2 separate regions of the Mus musculus genome follow, and region 2 is linked to region 1. The links are chromatin loops, found by intact Hi-C in ENCODE. Cell type or tissue: heart. All regions are shown on one strand.

Region 1 (8,000 bases):
CAGCACCGTGCACAGGCGGAGGGAGAGAAGCGGCTTCACAGAGCTTTCTTCTGACATCTCCATATGTGCCAAGACATAGATCAGATGCACACATACCGACAGTAAAAATACTCTACACCTGTACGAGTTAAATCTTGGCTAAATGCAAACACTTGAAGATTTAAAACATCTTCAACATGTTTCAGATTACAAAATCAATTTTTATTTTATAATCACCAGTGCGGAGAATGCCGCTTCATATAAATACATCATACAAAATGGCAGAAGAATGTTTAGGATTGTTTCAGAAATTGGAAATTCTAATCTAATCCCAAACTGCAGTTCATTTAACTTTTTTAAAAATCAAACTGAAGTCAGCAACTCAAACCACAAGTTTTATTCTTATTTTATTTTTATATGTTATTTTACTTTTCTATTGCTCTAATAAGACACCATGACCGAGGCAACTTATGAAAGAAAGTATTTGATTGGGCTTATTATTCCATCAGTATTGGTACATGCCTTTAATTCCAGCCCTCGGGAGACAAACCGGTGAACTTCTGTGAGTTCAAGGCCAGGCTGATCTAAATAACGAATACCAAGACAGCCAAGACTACAAAGTGAGACCATTGAGGATATCGAGGAAGGGACCTAATTTAAAAAAATTAAAATAAGAAATTTGTTGTTTCAACTAAATTAATGAATTAAAATCATGCTATTCCAATCGGTAACTTGACCATAATCAAGTCTTTGAAAGTCATGCTCGTGTTCAGTATCTCCGTGATTCTCAACTAACAAAGACTGCGATCTACTCATGTGAGACGGCTGTTACATTTCCCCACATTGTACTGACAAGGTGGCACCTTCTAGTTACAGGCTTCCTAGTGCTTCCCCCAGTTACCCACTTTCATGCCTCTGCAGAACTAAACATCCTTAATAACTCAGGGCAGAACTCATTTGGAGCTTCAATTTTCTACTTGCAGTTGGCAAACTTTCCTGAAATATCCTCACATCTTACAACATCCTAGATATTTAAATCCATAATATCTGCTGTAAACTGTACAGTTTACTAGAGATGAAATGTGTATCCTATTGCCTGTTAAGTTTGACGACAATCCAGGTGGCTAAGCCTCCCAATAGCAACTTGTACACAGAAGCAGCAAAGGGTTCCCAGATATCAAACCCACAGTGTAGTCCTGTCCTTCATCATGAAACTTATAACACGATCCTAAACAGTGCTTACAGCTCTTTCCTGTAAGATTGTTCCTTGACTTCAAAGGCATAATTTTGGGTAGCCCAAGACTACAAAGAAGTTATAAAAAAAGAAACAAATTTCACTTTACATTGGTTAATCTCTTCCCTTCTGTTTAAATAGTTATCAGCAGTTTAAGCTGGGGCTTTGCTGCTGTCTTCAGAAATAAGACCCACACACAATATAGAAGTTTAAAATGTGAGTAGTCAACCTTATGTGATTGTCACTGTTCTAGCTCTTAAATATTAACCAAATCACTATGTTCCTTGGTCGGAGCTCACCACTCCTGGGGCTAAGGAGATGACTCGATAAGTGCATACTTAGTTACCCGTGCTTAACCTTCGAGCTTGACAGCCCAAGTTCTGATCCCCAGATCCTAGATGAAAGTGGTACAAAATGAATGCCAGCAGGCTCTGAAGGAAGCAGTGGCTGGAAACAGGAGAGTCTCCAGAATATGTGAAGGCCGGCTAACCTGGCTTACTCAGTAGTCAAGAGACTTTGACTCAAACGAGGTACAAAGGTAAGGACACATACCTCACCCTATCCACCTTCTGACCTACACACGTCTGCACCCATGAATACAAACACACCCATCCATTCCTCCACTCCCCACCCAACTCTAGCTCTCGCTCTCATTCTTATACACACACAAACACACACAAAAATATTTAAACTTTAAAACAAAATTTTAAGTTCCCCAGTCCCATCCAAAGCTCCAGCAGAGAGGACAGGATCAGCTGTGCATACTCAAAGTTTTAGGGGAGAATTGAAGACTTTCTTCTACAATTTCTGCTCTTGGGTACCCTAATCTGACTTTAGTTCCTTCCCTACCCACAAACTGGTAAAACTTTGCTGCAAAAACATGTTCTGTCTCCAAATACTTGGGTAAAAGACAAGGTAAGAACTCACCAAAGTTTATAACACCCAGAGCTACCACAAGAAATGTCAAACGATGAAACTGCAGATGAAGCTGAACCACAGACGATGGGAAATTGCCATGAGAAGGCAATTATAAATTGTCATAAAGCATCAGTGTTCACTAGCCACATCTTATCTAAGAGCCTTCCTCCATAACTCAAGCTAACACCAATGCGGTACATTGCCACTCTATACTGGGTAGATAGAGAGAGGCAGAGCAGCCAGCTCCAGGAAGCCATCCCTACTATAATAATCTTCATCATCTCACTACTTCTGCTTCATGAGTCATCCTTTTGTGAGGCCTACAAGATGATCAACTAATAGCCAGGCCAATATCAGAACTTCTAAGGCTAAAGAACTCTATTGAAATTACAGTTAAAACCTTCACCAAAACAAAACCCATCAAACAAGCTTGTGCTCTAGGGCCCAACTTCCAGCCAATAGACTTGACACTCTGGCATCAGCTTCATAGTCTATTAGCCTGTTTGCACTTATTAAAGCTCATAGGATTTCAAGAAAAGTACCTATTTATAAAACGTTATAAAATGACTGAGGTTTTAAGTGCAGAGTCTGCCTACTTGCTGCTTTTACAGTCCCAGGTTTTTCCAATTTGTAAAGTGCCTAATCAGTTTTATGTAGAATATACCTCTCAGTACATACACAGTAATACTATTTAACATGAGCGTTACTACTGCTTCTTACATGACTGTAGTCAGAGGACAGGAATCGGAAGAGGTGAGACCTGTTATTTGTTTGGCAGTACTGAGGACTGAACCCAGGTCCCTCCATGCTCGGTAAGTGCTCCACCACTAAGCTCTTGGTCCATCCTAGTCTCATAGCTTCCTAATGTGAAGCCCTTAAAAACCCTGTGCTGTGCTGTCACTTCCTGTAATACTACCTCCAAAAGAATCACAAAGGTATAGGGGTGGGGGAGACAAAAGGTTCTAAAAGATGCCACATAAAGTACTAACATCTCTGGAATAGGGAATCTTACAAACCTCCACATTAAGCACACACACACACACACACACACACACACACACACCATCCCTTACCTTGGAAGCGCAATCCCTCCAGGTAAATGTAACTCTCTGCTTGGCAATTCTGAACTGCTATGTCAAACCAAACACAAATGCCAAAAGACTATTTGTCTGACCTTCTTGCCTATTACAGAAATCTGTCTGACCTTATCACCACAGAAAGAGGATCCAATTTACCACACTCCTCCACTCTGAATGCCCTGGCTACTAGAATTAAGTGATCTCTTTTCTGGACTCCCATCTCATGTCTAATAGCAGCTAGTTAAATGCCTTCACAGATAACAAGCTGCAAAAACTCAAACAGCAAGCAAATCTCCACAGGGACATGAGGCTCGCCTATGGAAGACACTAGGTCCATGGCAAACTAAAACACTGCAGTAAGAGCTCACCAAAGGAGAGGTTAGAATCTCACTACTTTTCCAGATGTCTAACTTTCTGAGAAACACCACCTTGCATCACTACACAGTCCCGAGACTGCCCTATACCTCAGTAGTTTATCCTACTAGTCTCAGCAGGTAAGTAGAGAATGCCATATTGAGACCTGGGATGATCTAAGGCACAAAATGATATAAGGAGTCCAAAGGAAAGCTTGTGGAAATGGTCCTTCACCTTACCATGCTGTGCTCCCTAGCAACCTACAATCTGTCACTTTGATAATTAGTAGAAACTAGAGATGAAAAGTGGCACTTTAGAGTAAGCCTGGAGAAACTTCCAGCACAATTATTTACTCCATAGTGAGCTCTTTTTCCTTAATACCATACTTAAAATGTATGTTCCAAAGCAAGCTCATTTTAAACTGTGGCCTAGCTGTCCCGTTAATTTGAAACATAAGGCTGACTATCTAATCACTGCACTAATTGTTACTGTAACATCTTCTCTGGAGCCTTGGAGAGAGCCCTGAATCCCAGACAGTTCTGAACACTGATCATTTTCTCCCTGCAACATTACTGTCAATGAGTGTAACCAAACAGCTGTAAAGAAGGTACTTAGAACCACACTTTAATAAGTTAAAAGGCAGGCATGGTGGCATACCCTGTAATCCCAACACCTGAAAAGTGGAAGCAAGAGACTGATGATAACAAATTACATAGTGAAAGCTTGTCTCAAAGAGAGTAATCAACAAAAACTATTTTGACATAAATTCACTAATTACAATATTATATCTTTCCTATATTATGTATCCTGGTTGACCAAAAATAATCATGAGGTAAATTATGTATGTGGATAAGAAATAATATAAAGAATACAACCCTTTTGAGGGCTTTATAGATGAACATGTAACTGTTACTATTATCTGTAGTACAGTGTACCTCAAGAGCTTTTTAGTTTTTTAATATAAACCTGTCATATTTACTTATATCCTATTGTACATGTCACTTTAATAGTTTTAAAATTAGAATTCTAGTGTCCTTCTGTTGTAAAAATATCAGTGTTTCCAAAGTTATCCTTTAAGAACAGTACAATTCTAAAATTCTGTGAATTAAACAGCTGAAAATAATTCTGTCTTCTGAAAGGACACTCTCAAGGAGCTCAATGTGTGCGAGCAGAGCCATCTACTGGATGGAGTGTAGTATTACAAAGCACAACTGCTGGGTTGACATGGGTAAAAGTCTAGGACACTAGTTCCTAAAGTTCAAAAAAAAAAAAACCTCTTTAACAGGAGACTCTGTTTAACAAAGTAGGGCTGACATGTAAAAACAGAGCAGGGACTTCCAACCCTAGATTTAGTTGAAGAAGGGGCTGTGTTAAATTAGCCTGGGGAGCAGAAGCCCTGACCCTGGGTTGGGAGAAGGTGCAATGAGAAGGAAGTGTCAGCATCTTCCATCCTTCTCTTGGAGACATTGGTGAGCAAGAACAGTGATTAATGGCACTGAGAAATGAAAAGGACTGGGTTAGAGAGACCTGAATCGTTCTGTTCATAAGGACATAGTTTATGTGCTCATTTGATACATACTCTTTAAGCATGACTTTACTTAAAAACGCAAAAAGAATACATTTGATCTTTTACTACCAGTCAGTAAGAGCTGAGTTCCTAGGTCCTGTGGGCTTTCACTAGCCGAGTCCTAGATTGGTCCAGTCTAGGAAACAAAAGCCCAGTGTCAGGTCCCAACTTTCTCCCCTCAAAGGGGCATGGGTGTCCATAGAATCGAGGTAGGAAGTAGAGCTCTCCAAGGCCTCTCTCTGTGGTAGAGACTCCCAGTCTTGACAGCAGTTTATCTGCTAAGTTTGGAGTAACAGGCTGAAGCAAAGTTCCAAACACTCGCAAGCACTCCAAGGCTACGTGAAGCACGGTACCCAGCCAGGGAGCATCCTCAGGGCTCTCCCAGTTCAATTTCCATGGTGCGTGCCTTTGGACGAAACCATTAGTTTGCCGAACACAGCTGGATACCGCCTCCAGAGCCTTATAGATCTGAAAGTCATTATAATAGCCCGCTACCAGTTTGGGTAAAGTGGCCACTGCAGTTACAAGCGCATAGTCTTCTGCCTGCACACGAACTGACGGCCCCGTTAACCCTGGCTCACTGGGGAAACAGGCAGCACAGAAAGATGGGTAGGTTCCAGAAGGATTTATTCTGTAGGCAGTGCACCGGTTTAAAAGCCCTCCTAAGGCATCTGCCAGCTCGGAGTCCAGCAATTTAACCACCTTTTCATCATAGTAATCGCAGTCCCAATTGGGAACGCCCTGCCGAAGGAGAAAGTAGCGAAAGCCATCCACAGTATAGCGATCAAGGCAAGTCCTGGGATCCACCACGTTGCCCAAGCTTTTGGACATTTTTTGGCCACTCACCGTCCAGTGCGAGTGGACATAGATGCGATGTGGTGGCCTCAATCCTGCCCCTAGGAGAAGGGCAGGCCAATAAATAGCATGAAATTTGAGAATGTCCTTACCTATGATATGAGAGGTGGCTGGCCACCAAGACTTGAAATCTGCATCTGGGTAGCCAACTACAGTGAGGTAGTTGACCAGGGCATCCAGCCACACGTAGATGGTCTGCGAGTCGTCCCCGGGAACTGGTATGCCCCAGTGCAGATGGCTACTCCTTCGAGAAACGGACAAGTCGGGCAGCTCCTCCTCCAGCCACTGAAGAACTGCCTGGTGGAACGGTTCCGGTGTGATTGCCTGAGGATTGTTTCCAAGCCACCGCTGGAGTGGTTCTCGAAACTGAGAAAGCTTGAAAATGTAATTTTCTTCCTTCGTCCAGGAGACAGGATGTCCGCTCTCGAGAGACACGGGACAGGGATCCCCGGACGGACCCACCTGCCGAGTAACCTTGGCCTCCGGCAAGAAGCACTCATCCGAGGCACAATACCACCCTTCATAGATCCCTTTGTAAAGCAGACCCCGGGCCTCCAGCACACCCCAGAAATGCTGCACCGCTACTCGGTGCCGAGCCTCCGTGGTGCGGATGAAGTCCGTGGAAGAGATGTCAGCCTCCCGGAAAAGCTGCAAAAACTGGGCAGACACTCGATCGCACAGCTCGATCGGGGCCAAGCCGGCGGTGGCTGCCGCCTGCTGGATCTTCAGGCCGTGCTCATCCGTGCCGGTGGAAAACCGCGTGGACGCAGAGCCGGGAACTCGGAGACGACGGTGGCGGCACAGGGCGTCGGCCAGTAGCGCCGAGTACAGGTGCCCGATGTGCGGCGCGGCGTTCACGTAGAAGATAGGTGTGGTGAAGTAGGCCCGCGCTTCCCCGGCGTCGCCACTAGCGCTCGGCGAGCACGAACCGTAGCGGCGACAGCCGCGGCCGAACCGGGTGCGCGTCAACACCCAGCGAGCACACTGCCGCAGCATGGTGACAGCCGGCCCCAGCACTGGAGGCGGTGTTCCCGAGCACGGGAAAGGGCGCGTGCGCAGCTGGACGGTACCGCCGCTTCCGGCGCGGAAGCCAATGAACGGCAAGCGTTGACTCCTGCGGCCCCGCCCGCAACTCCCCCGCCTCCACCGGTTTCCTGCAGCGCGCAGGGGCGGGTGGCCGGCGGGAGTTTTTGAGTAGTCGGCTAGTGGGTTCCGTGTCAGGGCAGTTGGGGAAAGAAGAGCGTATCCCGGGTGTTGTGCAGTTTTACTCTTTGAGATCTGTTCTGGATCTGAACTGAACTGATCGGTTCTGGACTGAACTTGTTGGCAAGATTTTTATATTGAGGTATTTTCCAAACTCATTAACTGTCAAAGCAGGGCACAAATCCGGCCTCTTGGTATCCTCTAGTCAACATAGAAAAACCATTTAAGGTTTGTCTCAGAATCTAAATAAATCTGAAAGAAAGGAAAATAATTTCACAAAGCGCTTTAAGGAACGATAAGCACTGGCAGAAAAGGAAATGACGTGTCTGAACATGTTGCTGAGCCTTAAGGATTGATTTGAGAACTCATCCAGGGACTGGAGTGCGGAGTCACAGGTGTGCAGATAAGGAAACATTAACTTTCAGCTTTATTGTACAAAACAAGTCACAATTTTCTCCTCTAATAGTCTTGAAATTCTTCCAAGACTGAGCTTTGAGAATGAAATCCTAATTTTTAGCAGGAGAGAATTTTAAAATCCCAAATTTTTATTATTAATCCTTGGCTCACTGCATATTTTCTCATCCACAACTGGCCTCCCCACCCCCATTTAATTTAAACAGTGTATATATGCACATACTAAAATGAGATTGGAACACCTATAAACCCTCACCCAACCTAAGTACTGTTAGTGATTCTCAAAGAATGGTCCCCAAAGCAGCATGAGACACACCAGGAACTTAGACATCTGAGGCCCATTCCCTACCTGCTGAGGCAGAAACTGGGATCTCAGACCAGCAATCTAAGCTTTACT
Region 2 (8,000 bases), 1.7 Mb before region 1:
CTCAAAGAGCAGCTTGTCCTGCCGGGAATTGGAGCAAGTCCCCTGAAGGGGATGTAGGACGACAGCCAGTATTTTCAAGAGCCTGGGCGGCCAGCCGCGCTGCAACTGTAAGACGTGATTCTATTTGACTTTCCAAATCAAAGTGCATTGATTGGCGCCTAAAGAGTTCACGGCACATAACTGTCTTAATTAAACCTGCTATAAACAGACACATCACTTCTTGCACAGAAAACTTGGGGAAATGGCAGAGGGTCTGGCCGAAACCAGGCTAGAGCGATGCTCTTAAAAAAAAAAAAAAAAAAAAAAAAAAAAAAAAGCGCAAAGCAGGCAAAACCAGAAAAAAGAATAAAAGTGGATTTTCTGCATCCTCAGAAAACAGATGAACCGAAACCAAAACTCGGGATAACAGGGAGTTATGAAGGACAGCCAGGTTCTCAGTGCAGTACTGCTGGGACCCAAGTGCAGAGTAGGGGACCAGTAGTGGACAGCCTAGAGGGCAGGTTGAGGAGACAGAGGTGCCTAGCACTAAGGCTCCAGGTTGCCCTCATTAGGCCCTGTACTTTTCTTCTTAGTCCTTCCAACTTTGCCTGGCACTTCCTCAAAATCACACACCAGCAGGAGAATACTCCATTCCTTGACAATGGCCGGCCAATGCAGAGAGAACAAAGATGACTCACACTGAGATCCTTGGACACAGGCACTGCACTGTCCTGGTTGCTGGAGAAGAAGGTGATGAGTGTTTTCAGGAACCTGATGGAGAGCCAATGGAAAGGAAAGTTGTTTGCCAGTAACCCTCTTTGAAGGTAGGAAGAAGAGATACAGGTACACAAGATCTTTTCAAGATGTGCTAGTGTTGTTGAGTGTACCTGAGTATCAGTGTGGCTGGGGCAATCTTCAAAGAGTGTGAAGGGTCAGCCCCCCCCTCCCGCCACCTCCCCCATGTTGCTGGCCTCTGGAGAAGGAGGCTGAGCCCAGTAGGTCAGCTAGATACCTCTTTCCTCTTGGAAAGTGAAGAGGGGTAGTTCTAATCTCTGAACTCTGGACATTACTGGGCAGAGGCAACCCTCAGCCGGCTTCAGGTCTCCCGGTCTAAAACCACAGGAACAAGGAAAACCTGTCAATTTCCTAGCAAACAGTGAAAAGGAAAAGTTTCCGCAGGATAGTGAAAACGTGGGAGATATGCACACACAGGTTTGGGTATGCTTCTGGTAACTTCAGAAGCCAACACTTTGCCCCCTGGAAAACTCAATCTCATTTCTTTTTCTCTGACCACTTAGTATCCGCTCCTATTAATAATACTGAGGCAAAAATGTTCTTCATTTCGTTTAAATGACACCTGTATATACTAGCTGTGCTGCCTTTGAAACAGATTTTAACTTCAGGTAAATTTCAGTATAACACATTTTCAAGTTGTTTTTAAGTCCAGTCTTTAAGTTCCATGTGTAAAAGAAGAAAAACAAAGCAAACAAGAAGCCCACTTGCTTAGTGAAAACCACTCCAGTTGTTTTTACTTTCCAAGATTTTTGTATGGATTGAAACTACTGTAAAGACACTAATTAATTGACTATAAGCAATTCTTGTACACGGAACAATCTTCTCTATCCTAAAAATTAAACCTTAATACATGGACAGGAAAATATCTACTGTTGCAAAAAAAATGCTCGAAATAGAAGTAGAAATAAAATTTTAAATTGTATTATGGAGTAGACTTTTATTAAAACCAAATTATCACTAAAATCTACGATTCTGAACACAGTGAAAATTAGTTAAAAGGCAATATTAAGGAAACATTGCCGTTTTCTTAAACTGTGACACAAAAATGGTAAAGTGTTTCCTCTTCTATTTTTCTTGTGCTTTTTTTTTTTCTCTTCCGAAATAACCACTGTTCACCTCTCAAAACTCTCCACTCCTGAGCGCAAATCATGATTGTTCTGTATGCTAAGTGCTTTGAAAACGAACAAAACAAACACCTTCCTTACATTCACACTCACACTACACAAATGCACACCACGTAGCCACTCCGTTTTTGAAAACATGGAGAAGAGTGGGAGAGAGGGAGAGAGGGAGAGCGGGAGAGAGGGGAGGGAGGGAAGGAGAGAGAGAGAGAGAGAGAGAGAGAGAGAGAGAGAGAGAGAGAGAGAGAGAGAGAGAGAGAGAGAGAAGCATAGGTAACCAACAAACCCAATTACTAAGCTTTATTGATACTAAAAGGAAAAGTTCCCCTCGTAAAATTTCTCTGAGCTTATTAGTTATTTAAATCAGCCCCGGGGCTGGACCTGCGACGCCTAGGGCACCTTCCTTGGCTCTTGGAGGTGAGCGGCCAGCATCGGCGCCTCGTTGACCCACCACTTCTCACTAGGGACTGAGCAAGAGGGGCGAAGGCAAGCGCAGAGAGCTGAGGTGAGCCACTTGGCCGGGACTGTGAGGCTTGGCAGGGTAAGATTGTCACGGGTACCAGGTATCAGAAATGAACAGACCTCTGCTGCTGCTGAGGCTGTTGGAGAGCAGGCCAAGTTGTCGCGGAGAGCCGCAATTCAACCCTCCCGACTGCAGAGATATATTTTGGGTGGCACTGGTCACTGGTTCCAAAGACCCAGATCTGGCCCGGAGAGGAACTTGCACGTTCGGGTGTCCAGGGCATGCTCCTGTTATAATTAGGGTGGGCATTAGGTGAATTCACACCTTTCTGAGTAGGCTATTTATTCCCTTCAATTGCTGGCAGTTCCACTGTGTGCGAGTGAGGGGATGGGTAGAGGTGGGTAGAGAATTTAATTTATTAAACAACACCACCACCCTTCCTAGCAAAGCATTCTAAGCCACGTCTTAATGCGACTCCAGACCGGCGCCAGGAGACGCCAAGCTCTGCTGGGCTTGTCCTCAGGACGCGGAGGGAAGGCACCCACCGTGCATGAAGAGGACAGAGTCCCGGGATGCAGAGTCTCTGTCACCCGGACTTTAGTTCAGACTACAAGCCTAACTGGACTAAGCGAGTGCCTGGTGGGCTTCCTGTGACCCTGAAAAAAGTGAAAGCGCCATCCAAGGAAGTATTCTAAGCAGTCCCTGGGCAATTTGGTCCGCAGGATACACTGACTACGCGCCTTCTCTGTGGTTCCAGTAAGTGCCTAGACTTTGCGTCCTGGCTTGAACAACTCTGTGAAGTTCTAGCCTAGCAGCGAAGTCGCAGTGAGCTCCGGCGACTGCTCCGGTTAGGGCTGCCTGGCATCCGACGGCCTGAACTCCCCTGCCCGGGCTAGGGTGGTGTGGATCGGCCTGCCAAGAAGTTTGGGATGCTGGTGGAATGTCATGTCTTGCTCTTTTTAGGTGTAGTTTTCAACACAAGCGTCTGGGCGCAACTGCAGGCAAGGATGTTTTGCATACGCGGTCACAGTTTGGTGTTGAGTAGTCTGATGGTGTCCTGGACTGGGCACCGCACCCGCTCCACTCCTCTTTAACCTGAGGATTCCGGCGCTGCGGAAGGGTTCGCTCCAGCCAGCGCAGCCGGTTTCAGCCGCAGCCCACGCGGTGGCGCTGTAGGGAGGCATCGCCTCGACTCTGGGCGGGGACCCCTGGCAGTGACCTGGTCTTGGAGGTGGAGGGACCTTGGTCACTATTCTTGGCCTCTAGATCTTCGCTTTAGGCCTGAATTTCTCGGCCTCGCTAGGTGTTTCCCGGAGAAAAACAGCGCAGCCCCAAGATCGGGACGAAAGGCCGCGGCGGTTCCTTTGGCCTTTTCTCCCTCCTGCCTTGTTAATTTCCATCATTTGCTGTAGATTTCTACGCATAGACTACAATAACTAGGCAGTCATTTTCTCGTTGCTACGGAAGGAAATTACCCATTAAGGCATTGAAAAAAAAAATCCGTCGATCCCAGGAGCCCCGGCGTTGGGTATATTTATGCCATGCGTCGCCAGCGAAGTCCCCTGCCTTTCCCGGATTTCCCACATGGTGACCAGGAATCTGACAACCAAATGAGCCCAAGGACTCTCCCAGCTCTGAAACCTGTCTCCTCACTACTCTCTCTCTAGAAAGCAGAGCCACACCAGACGCCCATCTCTGTCGCCTAGGCTCTCTGACAGAAAGCTACAGGTTACAGGTCTTCCCTGGCACAATTGATGGAGTAACGCTTGGCACTCCCCCCACCCCTTGGGCTTTGGCCTCGGTGTGTTGTCCTGAACTCCAGCTCCCAGACACCTTGGTAGCTCTCGTGAACTAGTTGCCCACCACCCTACCAGTCTCATCTCTGACCAGGCCTCACAGGCACGTTCCTCTCCAGATTCTAGGAGAATCCCACCATGTCCTAGGCTGTCCTACCGCCCCCCCCCCCAGGACCCTAGAGCGGCCAGGGCAACTAACTGCGAGTCGTATTATCTTTGCCTGGTGCGGGTTGTGATGCCAACGAGGAAGCTGGGTAATAACGAAGCAGCCTGCTGCTGCGCTCTGGTCAGTCCCCAGAGCAGTCTGAGAAAGTTGGCTTAAACTCATTCTAGAGGAGCTGCCCCAAGGCCCGTCCGGGTTCCCCAGTCTCCTGGCCTCCAGCTCCTTGCCCACTTGACTCGCTGGATTTGCAATCTAAATGCAGAGGCAGTATGAGGTCTTTTAAAGTGTTAGTCGCCTAACTTTCCACGGGACAGTCCGAGACCAAAATTGGCATAGGCACCCTTAGTAAGAAATAAGTCCCTCTCGTTCCCCACTTCCCGCCCCTAGAGGGGCCAGCTCCAGGAGAAGCATTTGGCCCGTCTTGATTCCTAGAAACCGTCCCTTCGAAGGCTTTTAAGGTGGCGGTTTCCATGAAGTTTGAAATGAGTGCCCTGGGGTGGAGAGAGAGAGAGAGAGAGAGAGAGAGAGAGAGAGAGAGAGAGAGAGAGAGAGAGAGAGAGAGAGAGAGAAGCAGCACAAACTTTCAGCGCTCTAAAAGAGGCAGCGCACTTTTGGAAGTGCCTCTGAGAGCCAGAGAGGCTGGGGGTAAATGCTGGGCCTTCAGAGATCGTGGCCGAAAAGACGCAAAGCGGCGTCCTACCAGGGCTGGCGGGCCTAGGTGGTCTAAGGCTAGCACACAACCTAAGCCGACTTGGGCAGAGGACCCGCACAGCCAAAACCGCAGAGGCAACAGGAGAAATCAAACACCATTGTCATTAAAAGTGCAAAACAGGCCTTAAGAGGACAAAGGCCTGGGTAGAAAGAAAAGCAGTCTAGCAAGCGAGGGAAACTGTGGCACTTAACCCCAGCCTGCAAAGTCCCAGTGTTTTGTTGTTGTTGCTTAAAAATAATAATAACAGTGTGATTGTGAAAGACAGGCGGCCTTTGACTACCTAAGGTAAGGTGGGAATTTTAGGGCTAGGAGAATCCGAGAAAAGTTTGAGTAGATCTCCCTCAAAAAACGGAGGTCTGAAACAACCTACAACCCCCCCCCCCCACCACCACACGCACATACACACAACTTTATTTTCTGAGCACAGAGGTAGCTCATTCTCAATCTGGTGTGTGTGTGGGGTGAGGAGGAGTTTTGAATCAAAGTATTTTAAAAGGCAAATGTACTTATACCATTTAAAAAAGTATGATTGTTTCAAAAATTGTTTGGAAATAAACCGTCGTGGGAAATACAAAAATGAAACCAAACAGTTTTTTGAATCATCATCAAATATATTTATTCACTGTTTTTAAAAATGAAAATGACAAATGTTTTAAAAGTGTTATTTCAAATATAAATTACTGTAGCAATTAGAAGTGTTTGAAAATATTTGCTTTAGCTGAAATGAAGTTAACAAAACTGGATTGGGAAAAACATGTCACTTGAAACAGAAAAGGCCTTTATCCGGGTCAAAACTACAGGGAAAAATTCACACTGGGTATGCATGGCAAAACTTTCTAGAATTCTCCTTTTATGAAACGAGAGAAATTTGAAAATGCTCTACTAAAAATAAATCTGCCAACATTCAAAGTACACTTTTGGTAATGACATCAAATTACACATTGTCATGTATATTAAATGTAATTTGTTTAATTTTTAAAATGTAATTTTAAATAATTTAGAATTACTTGTTCCAAATGGTAGATTTTCTTTACATTATCAAAAATAGACAAAAGAAATAATGAATTTGAAAGGGTGTAGAATCTAGCCACAGTGCACATTTAATTGAACTTAATTGTATGCTTTATTTAAATAGACTTTCTCTTTTTAAAAATAACTTAGTATCAATAGTTCCCCTCAAAGCATAATAAAATATGTACACTTTATAAAATATTAACCGATTAAACAATACTGCCGTGTTGTTTATAAGAGTTGTAGCTGAAGTTCATAATTATACTGTTGACACACGCCAGTGAGGTTAGCGAAGAGATCCTTAGCAAAACGCAAATGACGATTTTCCGACAGTGATTTTTATAAAATAGCTAATTAATGACAGGATAGAATCGTTCCAACCATCGCATCATCAGATATAATAATAGTGACGAATCAGACAAAAAAGATCCCCACTAAACGATTTGCATTTTTTTCCAGAAGTCCTCAAGTCCTAATATCATCAATTCTTCTTAGTTCGTGGACATTGGGCCGGAGGTGGATTCTGTAGTTCCAACACCAAGGTAAGAAAGAAAACGGGGTGGGAGGGGGGGGTTTAATACAGTTAGTATATAAATAAAATATATGCATTTCCAATTTAAAAAGCAGGCTTAGTTTGACAGCGATAGCTAAGTTTTTGAAACACCCCTTTTCATTTCGATATGCTATAACATTGTTCTTTTTTAAAGTTTGTAAATCAAACTTACAGTTTCTTTCTTTCATTGCTTTAAAAAAAAAAAAAAAAAACCAAAAACCAAAAAACAACCTTTCAGCTACCTTCAAGGGCTGATTTTACTTGAGCCACTTTGCTTTCACGGGCTTGGAATTTTCTTTAGCCCCTTTGGCTGGGCATGTTCGTGGGAGCACGGAATTTGGGGGAAGAAAAAAACAGGGAAAAGAAAAAGGCTTCCTAAAACTGCGGTGGCTCTCTGGAGGATTACTACCCTGCCAGGCTCGACTCGGCTCGGCAGGGCTCCCCTTGCCGCCTGGGGCTTCTGGTGAAGTTGGTGGGCGGCTCCTTTGAGTGGGACTCACCGAGGTCTGGGCACCGAGATTTAGGCCAGGGACAGGTTTCGTTTCGGGGACCCTCTTTCTTTTAGAAGCCCTTAGGCTTCCCTGGCCGTGGGTTTGCGACTCTTGGGGCGTTGTGGGGTCAAGGGGGTAGGCTACCAAGCAAGTGGACAGCAGCCCAGTCTCCAGCGCTACTCTCAGATTCAATCTCCACTGGCCCAGCTCAAGGCCAGGATTTAGAGAATTGCCTCGAGCGCGTTTCCCGAAACCGAATTTAGTTTGGCCCTCTGGCGCCGCCGTACAGTCAATACTTCTTAAGGGGGACTAGTGGCTCAGGCAACCGGTGGAAGCCGAGTCCTTGGGGTCCTGGGGAACTGGAGGGAAAGCCCCGGTGCACAGAAGGGACAAGAGATGCCGCCGGCTCAAGGGGCATCTCTGGCCGGAAGGCCGGAGAGGACTGGTTCATATTTTCTCCTTTGAGGTTCCAGGGGCTGACAGAAGCCGGACGCGGCAGGCACCTCGCCGGGGCCGCGGCCCCTGCCCACGTGCTATTTTTTTTTTTTTTTTAAGGAGGTCCGCGCCCATGCCGAATGGCCAAGACAAAAGCGCGGCCGGCAGCGGGGTTTTGGCGGGCAGTCACCGCGCCACCTTAAACAAGTAAAGCTGCGCGAGCCGAAAGGCTAGGGCCGCGGGAGTCCGCAAAAGTTTGTGGCTCCTAAGCCTTAGAAGGACCAGCTAGGGACTCATCGGCGCGGCCTCGCTCGGGGCGGAGAGGCTAGGTCCCCACGGCTCAGCTCTGCTCGCGCCGAACTCGGTCCTCAGCCGCTGAGGGTCTTCGGGAGCCCCAGTGCTGCAACCCGAGGGGCGCGCAGCTTCAGCGCCCCGGCCGGCACAGTGTTCTGGCCTCCGGGCAGCTCGGGCTGCGCCGCTC

Evidence for each region. A loop is a pair of places that touch in the nucleus more often than their neighbours do. Peaks named below come from ENCODE experiments on the same cell type or tissue, not always from the same donor. Only the 100,000 strongest peaks of a DNase experiment are listed, where the experiment ranks them.
Region 2: a loop joins it to region 1, with 3 times the contacts of the local background. A loop is called at or near these places in 5 of 42 quality-filtered maps.

Annotation. Positions count from the first base shown.
Region 1 is chr1:55,236,222-55,244,221 of GRCm38, reverse strand. Mars2 (methionine-tRNA synthetase 2 (mitochondrial)) reads right to left here and starts at 7,045. Exons shown (of 1, transcript NM_175439.3): 1 at 4,164-7,045. The coding sequence starts at 6,982. The coding sequence ends at 5,222. It also overlaps a transcript of Boll not described here. In heart, CTCF peaks have their summits at 4,746 (motif pointing left) and 7,013; DNase peaks (open chromatin) are centred at 6,111, 6,471 and 7,061; H3K4me3 peaks cover 2,864 bases; H3K27ac peaks cover 1,861 bases.
Region 2 is chr1:56,972,821-56,980,820 of GRCm38, reverse strand. 9130024F11Rik (RIKEN cDNA 9130024F11 gene) reads right to left here. Exons shown (of 2, transcript NR_024326.1): 2 at 5,625-6,563. It also overlaps a transcript of Satb2 not described here. Among named protein-coding and RNA genes, the nearest start is that of 9130024F11Rik, 5.4 kb to the right of the region's middle. In heart, a CTCF peak has its summit at 3,518; DNase peaks (open chromatin) are centred at 3,490 and 7,360; H3K4me3 peaks cover 3,651 bases; H3K27ac peaks cover 1,028 bases; H3K27me3 peaks cover 4,428 bases.